Linked DNA regions of Homo sapiens: region 1 is linked to region 2. A link is a contact called in ENCODE Hi-C or POLR2A ChIA-PET data. All regions are on one chromosome and are shown on one strand. Each heading gives the region's core, a stretch centred on a gene start or an enhancer-like site at or near the end of the contact. The rest is flanking DNA. Distances are from core to core; before and after follow the strand shown. Region 1 holds the start of AMD1 (adenosylmethionine decarboxylase 1). Region 2 holds the start of SCML4 (Scm polycomb group protein like 4).

What was found. Hi-C counts contacts between places; a loop is a spot of excess contacts on that map. ChIA-PET counts read pairs that join two places held with the same protein, here RNA polymerase II (POLR2A). Pooled maps may share reads with other maps.
Region 1: a pooled map shows a loop between it and region 2 (8-fold over the local background). The contact joins the promoter of AMD1 here to the promoter of SCML4 in region 2. A Hi-C loop is called at or near these places in 4 of 50 pooled maps. POLR2A ChIA-PET finds 5 or more read pairs at or near these places in 4 of 52 experiments (CD4-positive, alpha-beta T cell, activated CD8-positive, alpha-beta T cell, activated CD8-positive, alpha-beta memory T cell and 1 more).

What each region holds. Positions count from the first base shown.
Region 1 is chr6:110,872,136-110,877,024 of GRCh38, forward strand. It overlaps AMD1 (adenosylmethionine decarboxylase 1), which reads left to right and starts at 2,650. Exons shown (of 9, transcript NM_001634.6): 1 at 2,650-3,080. The coding sequence starts at 2,971. RefSeq lists enhancers at 3,072-3,787, 3,788-4,502 and silencers at 3,225-3,474, 3,535-3,604, 3,635-3,824.
Region 2 is chr6:107,820,501-107,825,633 of GRCh38, forward strand. It overlaps SCML4 (Scm polycomb group protein like 4), which reads right to left and starts at 3,813. Exons shown (of 8, transcript NM_198081.5): 1 at 3,626-3,813. RefSeq lists an enhancer at 1,896-1,965.

The DNA of each region.
Region 1 (4,889 bases), core at 1,400-3,899, 3.1 Mb after region 2:
AATTGCCATTTCAGTCAAGTGCTAGGAATAAATACCCATTTGGAGAATTTGAAGGAGAGATGAGGAGGTAGGGACCACACATATAGACATGTCTTTACATCTTTTAGGGAGTTTTGCTGTTAAGGGAAGCAGAGAAATTCGGTGATAACTGAAGGTAGAAGTGGGGTCAAGTAAGGATTTTTTTAAAATTTGAGTAAGATCTTAATAGGAATGATTACTAAAGAGAATAAAGGGAAGATGTACAATCAGAGGTATCTTAAGAAGGCCTAGTGAATGGGAGTCCTTTAAGTGTTTTATGTGCAAAGTGCTATAGCCAATGAGGCATTTTTAAAAAACTGGAAATCTGGGGGAAAGATGGTCACTCTTGATAGAAATGGGGCTGAGAAGGGAAATCATTTTAGAAATAATGGTAAATGTATTTTGGACATATTGAGTTCAGGAAAATATTTAAGCAAAGATTAACCAACTTAGTACAAGGGATTTTTATTTTTATTATTTCTATGATCTGAAGAGAAACCAGAGTATACAAGGAATTTTGAGCTTCAAGATAACAAGAAAAATGATATATTTTACAAAGGACCAATCCAGTTGGTAGACTATTTAAATTATCCTATATCAAATTAATAAGGATTTACTTTGCCAAGATTCTTGGCACTTTTATATTAACTTAAATTGCACTGGGAAAAAAGCATAATAGTAGTTGAGAAGCAACTAATTATAAGCAATTATAAGCCAAATTATGTTTATACCACAATTAGTGTTTGAGGTGGTTTAGTAGGCAGATTCTTCAGTAAGAACCATCAAATAATTGAACAGCTTGTAAAACACAGAAATACTTCTTTTATCTTTATTCCAAGTAGAGTAACCACATTCTTTTATCATTATAAAATAAGCAACATTTATTATCTTTTGTCCCAATCCGCAGTTTGAGTTGGATGCTTATAAAACATGGCAAGAGGGCTGGGTGCGGTGGCCTCCCAGCACTTTGGGAGGCCGAAGTGGGCAGATCACCTGAGGTCAGGAGTTCAAGACAAGCCTGGCAAACATGGTGAAACCTCGTCTCTACTAAAATACAAAAATTGGCCGGGTGTGTTGGCATGCACCTGTAATCCCAGCTACTCGGGAGGCTAAGGCAGGAGAATCGCTTGAACCCAGGAGGCAGAGGTTGCAGTGAGCCGAGATCACGCCACTGAACTCCAGCCTGGGCAACAGAGCGAGACTCCGTCTCAGACAAACAAAACAAAGCAAGAGTAGTTTATGTACCTAGCTCACAACATAGCTTCTTTCAACAGGTTTCACGGAGACACGTGAACCACGTTCTTGTAAGACAAGAGCTATTCTACAGGGTATCTAGAGTGCAAACCCAAACCATGTCTTTTTCAGTGGATTTTTCATGTTGACATCATCTTATTTCACTTTGGGGAAAGTTTTTTTCTAAGGATGATAGCGAAAAGTCCTTTTGTCTTGTGACAATAGCAATTTTTATGTCAGCTTGGGTTTTTTTCCTCCCATATTCCCAAGTAAAAGTAATAACTTTGTTACCAGTTTTGCCATCTGAGGTTAAACTGTTTGACCATGGCTTGACGACTATTTTATACTTAACACTTATAAAATATTAGACTGATAGTTATTTAAGTTACCACCAGTGATAGCTCTGGAATCCCTGTTTTATTAATTTCCAGGTAAATCCTTCTTAAGCACATGGGAAGATAGCACTGTAAATTTTGGGGGGTAAGGAGAACCTCCATCAATTAATACATCAGCTTGATAAAATTCAAAGAAAAACATGATCAAATAAGTTCAGATTATATTTAACACATTCAGTTTCTAGAAGTAGTTTTGCTGAATAAATTCCCACCAGTTGAGCTAATGGAGCAACGGAGCTGCCAGTGCTTCCCGGAGGCTGCTGTGCTCAGCCAATTCGGAGGCATGGCGAGCCACACGGTGGGAGGTGGGTAAAGCCGGGGCCCTCCAAGGCTGGGCGCCACGTTGCTTTTCTCTTCTGAAATAGGAAGACAATGCTTCTGGCTATTGTATAAACCAGCCGAGGACTGCTTTCATTCGCACATCAGCCAAGGCGTGAGCAGAATTAAAGCGCCTTCTAATTCGACCCCTGGCAACGTGCGCGTCACGGACAAATGTTTAGTTTTAACGCCTGGCTGCGTTCGCCTTGGGAAAACACACTTTTAAGAATGGCCAAGTACCTCAGCAGTCGCGGTGAACTGCACAAGATCAAAACCACCACGCCAACCCAGCGCTGGCCACCGTCCCCGCTGAACCCCGCCAACACCCCTAAGGACCCACCCATGTTTTCTGCTAATCATTTTTTTTTTCTAAACAGCTCTGCACAGCCTTTCCTCATTCCGTTCCCGCTCTCCCCACCCACTCTGCGTTCGATCCGAGGTTTCTAGTCCCCAGCTGGACATCACAGCACCAACTCCCACTCAGGAGCCGGCCAGAGCCCGAGCCGCAGCGCAGTGGGCAGCTCCCCGCGCTCTCCGCCAGGCCCTCGGCCAGCCAGCCGCCACTCGGCCGCGAGTGATTGACAGGCGGCAGCAGCTATAGGCCGTGGAGGTGGGACGATGCGTCACTTCCTGGTCTTTTGGGGGGAGCCGGGATATATAAGGGCGGTGCTCACGCAGCGCTCTCGCTTACACAGTATGGCCGGCGACATTAGCTAGCGCTCGCTCTACTCTCTCTAACGGGAAAGCAGCGGAATACAAGAGACTGAACTGTATCTGCCTCTATTTCCAAAAGACTCACGTTCAACTTTCGCTCACACAAAGCCGGGAAAATTTTATTAGTCCTTTTTTTAAAAAAAGTTAATATAAAATTATAGCAAAAAAAAAAAGGAACCTGAACTTTAGTAACACAGCTGGAACAATCCGCAGCGGCGGCGGCAGCGGCGGGAGAAGAGGTTTAATTTAGTTGATTTTCTGTGGTTGTTGGTTGTTCGCTAGTCTCACGGTGATGGAAGCTGCACATTTTTTCGAAGGGACCGAGAAGCTGCTGGAGGTTTGGTTCTCCCGGCAGCAGCCCGACGCAAACCAAGGATCTGGGGATCTTCGCACTATCCCAAGGTGGGTCCCCGGGGCGCTCGCTGACATCCGGGCCTGGGGGCTGTCGCCGCCGCCGAGGCACCAGCCACGGGTGGAGCCCGAGTTCCCTCAGCTTTCAGTTGGGGGCAAGTCTGCGGCCTGGGGTCGCTTCGGCGGCCTTGGAAGGTGCGCGGTTTGGGGGAGAGCGGCCATGTCCACGCGGGCCGGAGCCGGCTTCTCCCGCCGTGGTTGCCGCGCCTGGCATTGCCCTGGGGGAGGGGAGGAGGCCGGCGCGGCCGCGTGCTCAGGTAACGTCCCGCGCTGGGCGGCGGGCGGCGCGGCCCGGGGTGGTTTTGCGGCCCGCGCCTCCCGACATTTCCCTCCGTAGTAGTTGGCGGCAGGGGCCCCAGGTGGGGGTCGGGGGCGCCTGCGCGGGTTGCCTCCGGCAGGTGTGGCTCGGCGGGCTTAGTCAGGCGCTAATTCGGGCGTGCCGGCTTCGGGGAATGGAGGGCGGGAGCGGCGCTTGTTCTTGCCTCGGGCGCGGATAGGAGGGGCCCTCCCGGCCTTGTCTGAGGGGCTGGCGAAGAGGCCTCCCACCCGCGGCGGCCGCGGGCAGCATGTGGCGTTCGGGCGGCGGGGATTGGGCGGGAGCAGTTATGTCGCAGTGGCGGGGCCCCACCGCTCCCCTAACATGCTCTGCGCCAGAGCCTTTTCGGGGCGGCTGGGCAGACGGCGCAGTCCCCGGGGCCGCCCTCGACACGGCCGCTGAGGCCGCTGGGGGCTGCTCCCCAATCTCTTGACCTTGGGTTGTGTAACCTGCTACGGAGCCGGCGGAGCGGGGCGGGAGAGGTGCGGGTGGAGGGAGGCCCGCCTGCCCCAGGACATAATGCCTCTAATGCCTTAAGCTTGAGCAAAGGAATCTGGGGCCCACTCCCACTGCGGGCCGTCACGCGAGAGATACTTGGGCTGACCGCGCCGAAGAGGCGTTTTAGTTGGTATTGCTGTGGAAATCCATGCTTATATAAAAGCCCAGAGATCCCGTGGATGCTTAGGCCTTGTTCCTGGCGGCGGTCGCACCGGTGGCCACCAATGGCCTTCCTAGGCCCTGCCACCGGATCCCTGGCTCCTCTGCGCACGAGTGCGGCTAGGGTGGCGGTGCAGCGGAGTAACTGGCGTGGCCAGCTTCATTGAGAGGCGGCGACCAATGGGCTCCTGGGCCGCACTCAGAGCCTGGCCCCAGGGTGTGGACCAATGGGCGTTTTAGGAGTGTTAGCTGTTCTTGGAGCTGTCCCTTGACAAAAAGCAACTGGAAAAGGGAATCCAGGCAGACACGTGCTACCGAGACTTTAAGGCACGACGGGAAACCCGGTTTCTAGCAGTGTATCTTGAACGATTCCATTGTAGAAAAAAATACTAGTCATAGCTAAAATGTCACACGTCTCATTTTTTTCAAGCTTCGTGTGACACTTAAAATGTCTATAGCGCTTACTACGTGCCAGGCTCACGTGAGATTATAGGAAGCGGACTTTGGTCATGGAGAAGCTTAGTATTTCCTTCATTTCACAGATGAGAAAGATGGTATTTGTGATAGACGTTTGGTAAAACGATTGTGATCAGGATAATTAACCTAGAAAATCTTGGCAAGAACCTAGAAAATCTTGGGTAAGAACAGTCCTAGAAAACGAATAACAGAAGTTGTCACTTTGGCTTTTTAAATGTTTGAGCCCTTAAATAATAGTAAGTACATGTTCTTAATAAAGGGAAGAAGATTTTGTTCTCCCCAAGTTCTTGGCGGTTTGGCTGTTTAGAGCTTCCTGAGTCAAAGTGGAGAGAGGAGGAAGAGGCTTTTTA
Region 2 (5,133 bases), core at 2,563-5,062:
AGGAAGCTAAATTCCAAGCCTCTGTAAGCATGTCCAAAATGGCCCTCTTGCCCAAAGCACTTCTTCAAGTCTCAAACTAAAGATCAGCATTTGACAAACCACGGGTGAGAGTTTGCAAAAACATGAAGGAGTGAGCCCTTGCCAGAATTGAAACCAAGACGAGTGCAACAATGAAAAACGCTTAGAACCCACGGGCTGGCAGCCAGGGCGTTCGGACTTGGTATGGGCGTATCAACAAATGCAGGGTTCCCCACAGCGATTTACAGCAGAGACTCTAGTAGAGATTTACAGCAGACTGGAGCACTGCGCTCTTGCAAATGCAGAAGTTTGGGGTGGGGAAAGGTAGAAAAGAAAAAAAAGAAGAAGAAGGAGAAAGTGACATATTCAAATGCGATTCAAACATTCCAAGCTGCTCTTTTGACCTCAGAAATTTTACCACGATTTGGGTGATCCTAATGGTCTGTGGACCACGTTGGAAAATGTCACAATAGATGTTTGAATTAAAATCCAGTAGGTTTGCCAAAAGACCAATTGTTAAAAATTGGCAGCATTCCAGAGAACTTACTAGGCTGTGTACTGCCCCGGGGCTGAGAGAACTGCTAATTCCAGAGAAAGTTAATTATCACCTTATTGATAAAAGGGTAATTTTTAAAGCTTGTGGTGTGGCTTTTGTGACTCATTAATTAAAATTTAGAGTAATTTACTAGATACCCTGGTGGCTTCTGTTATATGATATCTGTACCAAGCCGTTTAATGTCTCTCCCAGGGGCTGATTTAATCCCCCTCTTCTCTCCTCACCTGTCTGCTTTTGAAGGCAATGAAAACATTAAAAAATGTGTAAATCTAAAACTAGCCTTTTGAGAGATGGCAGAATTAAGAAATAAGATGTCTAGGGAGGCATTGTTTAAAAGTTCCTTCTTAGAAACATCAGATGTGCCCACCAAAAGAAAGAAGCTTGTGTGATCACACCAAAGGCAACTGCTTTCACAAACTTCATCCACAAAATGTTAGACAAGATTTTACGCTCCATGATAATCAGATTAAAAGAGGGTCTTTTCTCATCTCCTTTCCCTTCTTTCCCATTCCATCCCCACATAAAATCTGAGGGCTCAGGGGAAGAATGACACTGGAGATGCTTGGTATCCTAAGGCTCCCAGCCCAATGAGGGGTAGTGTCACCTGCCACGCTCTTCAGGACTTGTGGAGTGGGATGGGCACATCCCGGCTCCCTGGCATCTACCCATGTGATATTGAGGTTTCCGAGGGCAGGGACTTGGGGAGGAAAATTGTCCTGCAGATCCCTAACAGGGCCCCTGTGAGGGCTTTCAAGCTCCAGCCACCACCTCTGCCTGGACCAAAAGTTCTTTAAGGTGCGTGTCATAAAGGATGTGTGGACACATGTGTGATGTGTCCTCAGGCCACACAAAATTGTAAACAGACCTACGAAGCACTCTAACATTTAAGCCCCCAGACTCCCAGAAAGGTTATTCCTCTCCGAGCATTCCTTGTTATGATTTCAGGGAACTTCAGTTATGTTTCCTTAAAAGTATTGAAGTATTTGAGATCCAAAATTGAGATTAAAAATACATAAACAGCAGAGATGATTTTCTCATCATTTCAAATTTTAAAAATTAAAAAAGTCTATCTTTGTACTTTGGGGTAGTGCTTGAATTTTTTAATAGGAAAGTGTTACTGAGTATTTTTTTAAAGTCAATATTGTTTTGAACTCTCATTATAAAAGTTCTTGCAGCAAGTGACAGTATTTGGGTCTGGCTTGTTTTCTGTGGGCTGAGCTGCTTAGCTTACCTGCTGCTTGCTAGAGGAGACAGCCTTTCACCCTCACCCCCAGGAGTCAAGAACCAGAAAGTGAAACTGCTTCTGCTGATTTCCCTCGCCTCGAAAACACACCACCAAAAGCAAAGAAATGATGAAAAGCAACTTACTCGTTTCGCTTATTGTTTTCTTGTCTTTCTATTACCGTTCATTTACTCTTTTCTTTTTTTCTTTTCTTTTTTTTTTTTTGCAGCAAAATAAAAGTAATTTTGGGGACACAGGGAAGAAATGTAAACATGTTATACATGAAAGAACTGGATTTTTGTGGGCTTTGCACTTTTGTTATAATTCCACAAATGAAGCAAACTGATGAATTTACCAAAATATTTCAGAGCTCATCTACGTACACAATTTAAAGAGCTAAAGAAAACACATTCATATTTTTTAAAAATTCTGTCAAAAAGCCTGTTTAAAAGTTATAGTTTGTGAAGCCACCAATTTCCCTAAAACTGAAGATTCTACATTAACCTTTTGAGTTTAGACGATCACGCAGTACCGATTTTCTAGGTAATCTTCACCCAGCTGCTGTTGCTCAAACAGCCCCTCATTTTATCAGACTAGTTCTACCAAGCAACACAAAAAATGCTCCACACAAATATTATACCCCCCAGATAGTTTAACACACTAAGAATTCCTTTGTAGTTATTTTTATGCTTTCACTCCAGATATTCTATTTTGCTTTAAAAAAAAAAAAGTGGAGAAAAAAAGCAGCTATATCCCTCATTCTTCAAAAATGGTTCCTCTGGTTGAAAAGAAAGAAAAACAGCATATAACAAATACCCTGATTCTGAAGTGCCTGGATTACTTTCTCAAGTACTGTAGTGTCTGAGATCAGTAAAAAACCACTTTCTCAGAAAGCCACTGATTGTCTAACCCTCATGAGTACCGTCATGGAATCTAGAGACAACACGAGGAGACACCTCTCGTTCACGATCACAGATAGTGGAAAGAACTTTGACTCAAGCACCTCAACTCAGCAAAACAGCTCAGCAGCCTGCACCCTGGCCTCATCCACCGCTCCTGTCCAGCCAGCAATCAACCTGGAGAGGACCCCTCATGCTTTGGGAGGAGCACGTGGAAGCTGGTTCAAGTCACAGTGCTCCACCTGGGAAGGAGGTGATTTTGAGCTTGGGAAAACTGCCGCTAATACTCCATAGTCACCAGTTTTTTTCCCAAAAAACGAATTAAAACCAGAAACTAGCAGTAAATATTATTCTTATTTATGCCTCATAAATTAGGAAAAACCAGCACAAAGACATGTGAAATATTCTACCTGGGATATTTGAAATAAAATTAAATGGGAAAAAAAACACTTTTACATGTTCATAACATACCAATTTTAATAACCAAATTTTAGGTAAATATTTTTATCCCAAGACATAGTACAATTTTTTTAAAATTAAAAAGCAAAACAAAGCAAAATTATCGTGAAGGGAAAAAATAACTAACCGGTTACTTGAGTTCACATTTGGAAAAAAATAACTTTCTAGGTATTTAAATGCAGAGTTAAAGAGTAATGAACATGTATATAGCCCAAATTTATAAACTATATAATTCAATGTTACATTTTCCCCTCTGAGATCTGGTTAATAAATTAAATGCTGTACTTTGCATATGAGGAACTAAAGTTTACCTACTGGACTCAGTGGTTTTAGTGCAGGACACTCTTGTGCGTTGCCATAGAGGTAGGCATGCAACCCAGAAAAAACTGAAACAGGTAACCTGTCATGCTGACAGTTACAAGAGAAAGATCCCGTGTCAACGGCACGCCTCCAATTGTGCATCTCCCTTACCTACAGCTTGTTCACCAGAGCCCTGAGCAGGTTGTTTACCAGGTCGGGAGTGTTGACTCAGAAGACAGATGACTTTCAGCACATGCAAACCGAGTATTGCAAAAGCTATCTTCCACCCGTGTTAGTAGCTCACAGTTAGTCTCCAGCAGCCCTGCGCTCCAGCTGCAAACATCTCATTAGACTAATGCATTCAGCACAGGCAGAAAACTCGATTTACCATAGCTACAGCAATGAATTTCCATTACGATGACAGCTTCAACCACATCATGTCCGGAAAACCAGCCAACCACTGGCTTTTAAAGAACACACACATTTTACATGCAGAAAACGAGGCCTCTGTGTGTGTGTGTGTGTGTGTGTGTGTGTGTGTGTGTGTGTGTGTGTGTGTGTGTTTTGTGTTTCCTTCCTCTTAGCAGCCTAAGAGAAATGTGCAGTGTAGCTTTTTGTCGACATGAGCTGCAAGGTAATGACACTTCTGCTTCTTTGGTAGTTACATCCTTGTAATAACCTGAATTATGTCACAATGGTTAGAATGGGTGTTTCCAACATTTCAGTTTTCATTACCCCTCCTCTGTTGCCATAGAAACCAGACTGTAACATCGTCTCTTTGTCCCAATCCTGCAGCAGTGTGGGCCAACACCAGGCTTATAAGACACTGGTGATCTGACAGAGTGAATGTTTGACTTTGGACAAATAAAACAAAAAGAAATATTACAATAGCATCATTGTTCAGGAGACCCTGTGTGATTCCCAGAGCAGTGTGCCTATCCAGGTGTGTGCACACACCATGGTTGTACATATTAAATCAGCGGCTGCCCACAACATATGTGTACAGTTCATTAAAGCCGGCCCTGACTTTGGCTCCAGGCCTGTATGTGTGTGTGTGTAAGCATCTCTACCCACCTCAACGTGGTGGGACCTGCACAGGATAGAAACAGGGCAAGAGTGACTATTCATTCCCATGCCCCATTGCATTTTCTGCAGCAAATCAATATATATCGGCGAAGGGATCTTTTCTTTTCCTTTCTTTTTGTAAAGTGGAGCAGGGCTCCCCATTGCCCATTTCATCCACTCTGGGATATTGGCATATTCACAGGTATTTCCTACAAGATGAAACATCCATTCTACAAACATGTGGCTTACTCCTAGGGATGAGCAGCAAACAAATTTAGCCGGGACTAAATATCAACCAGGGCTAACGAAGGCTTAGGCCACAACCTGGCCAGTTACTGAGAGTGAAAAAAACTGCAATGGACAACTTGAGGTTTCTCTAAATATATGTGTAGAGTCACATTAGAAGTACATAAGAAATCTCTCCTCTGAAATTTATTATGAAAATATAAAAAATTGTTTTAAGTCAAAGCCTTGTAATTAATTGAGCAAGAAGAAATTCACTACTTTAGTTCATTTAATCATCAAATTTTGTTGTTTTGTATGGGAAAAGGCAGGTTTGGTAGTTTGCATTTTCATTTCATATAAGTTGATTTCACTAAAGAAGGAGGAAGAGG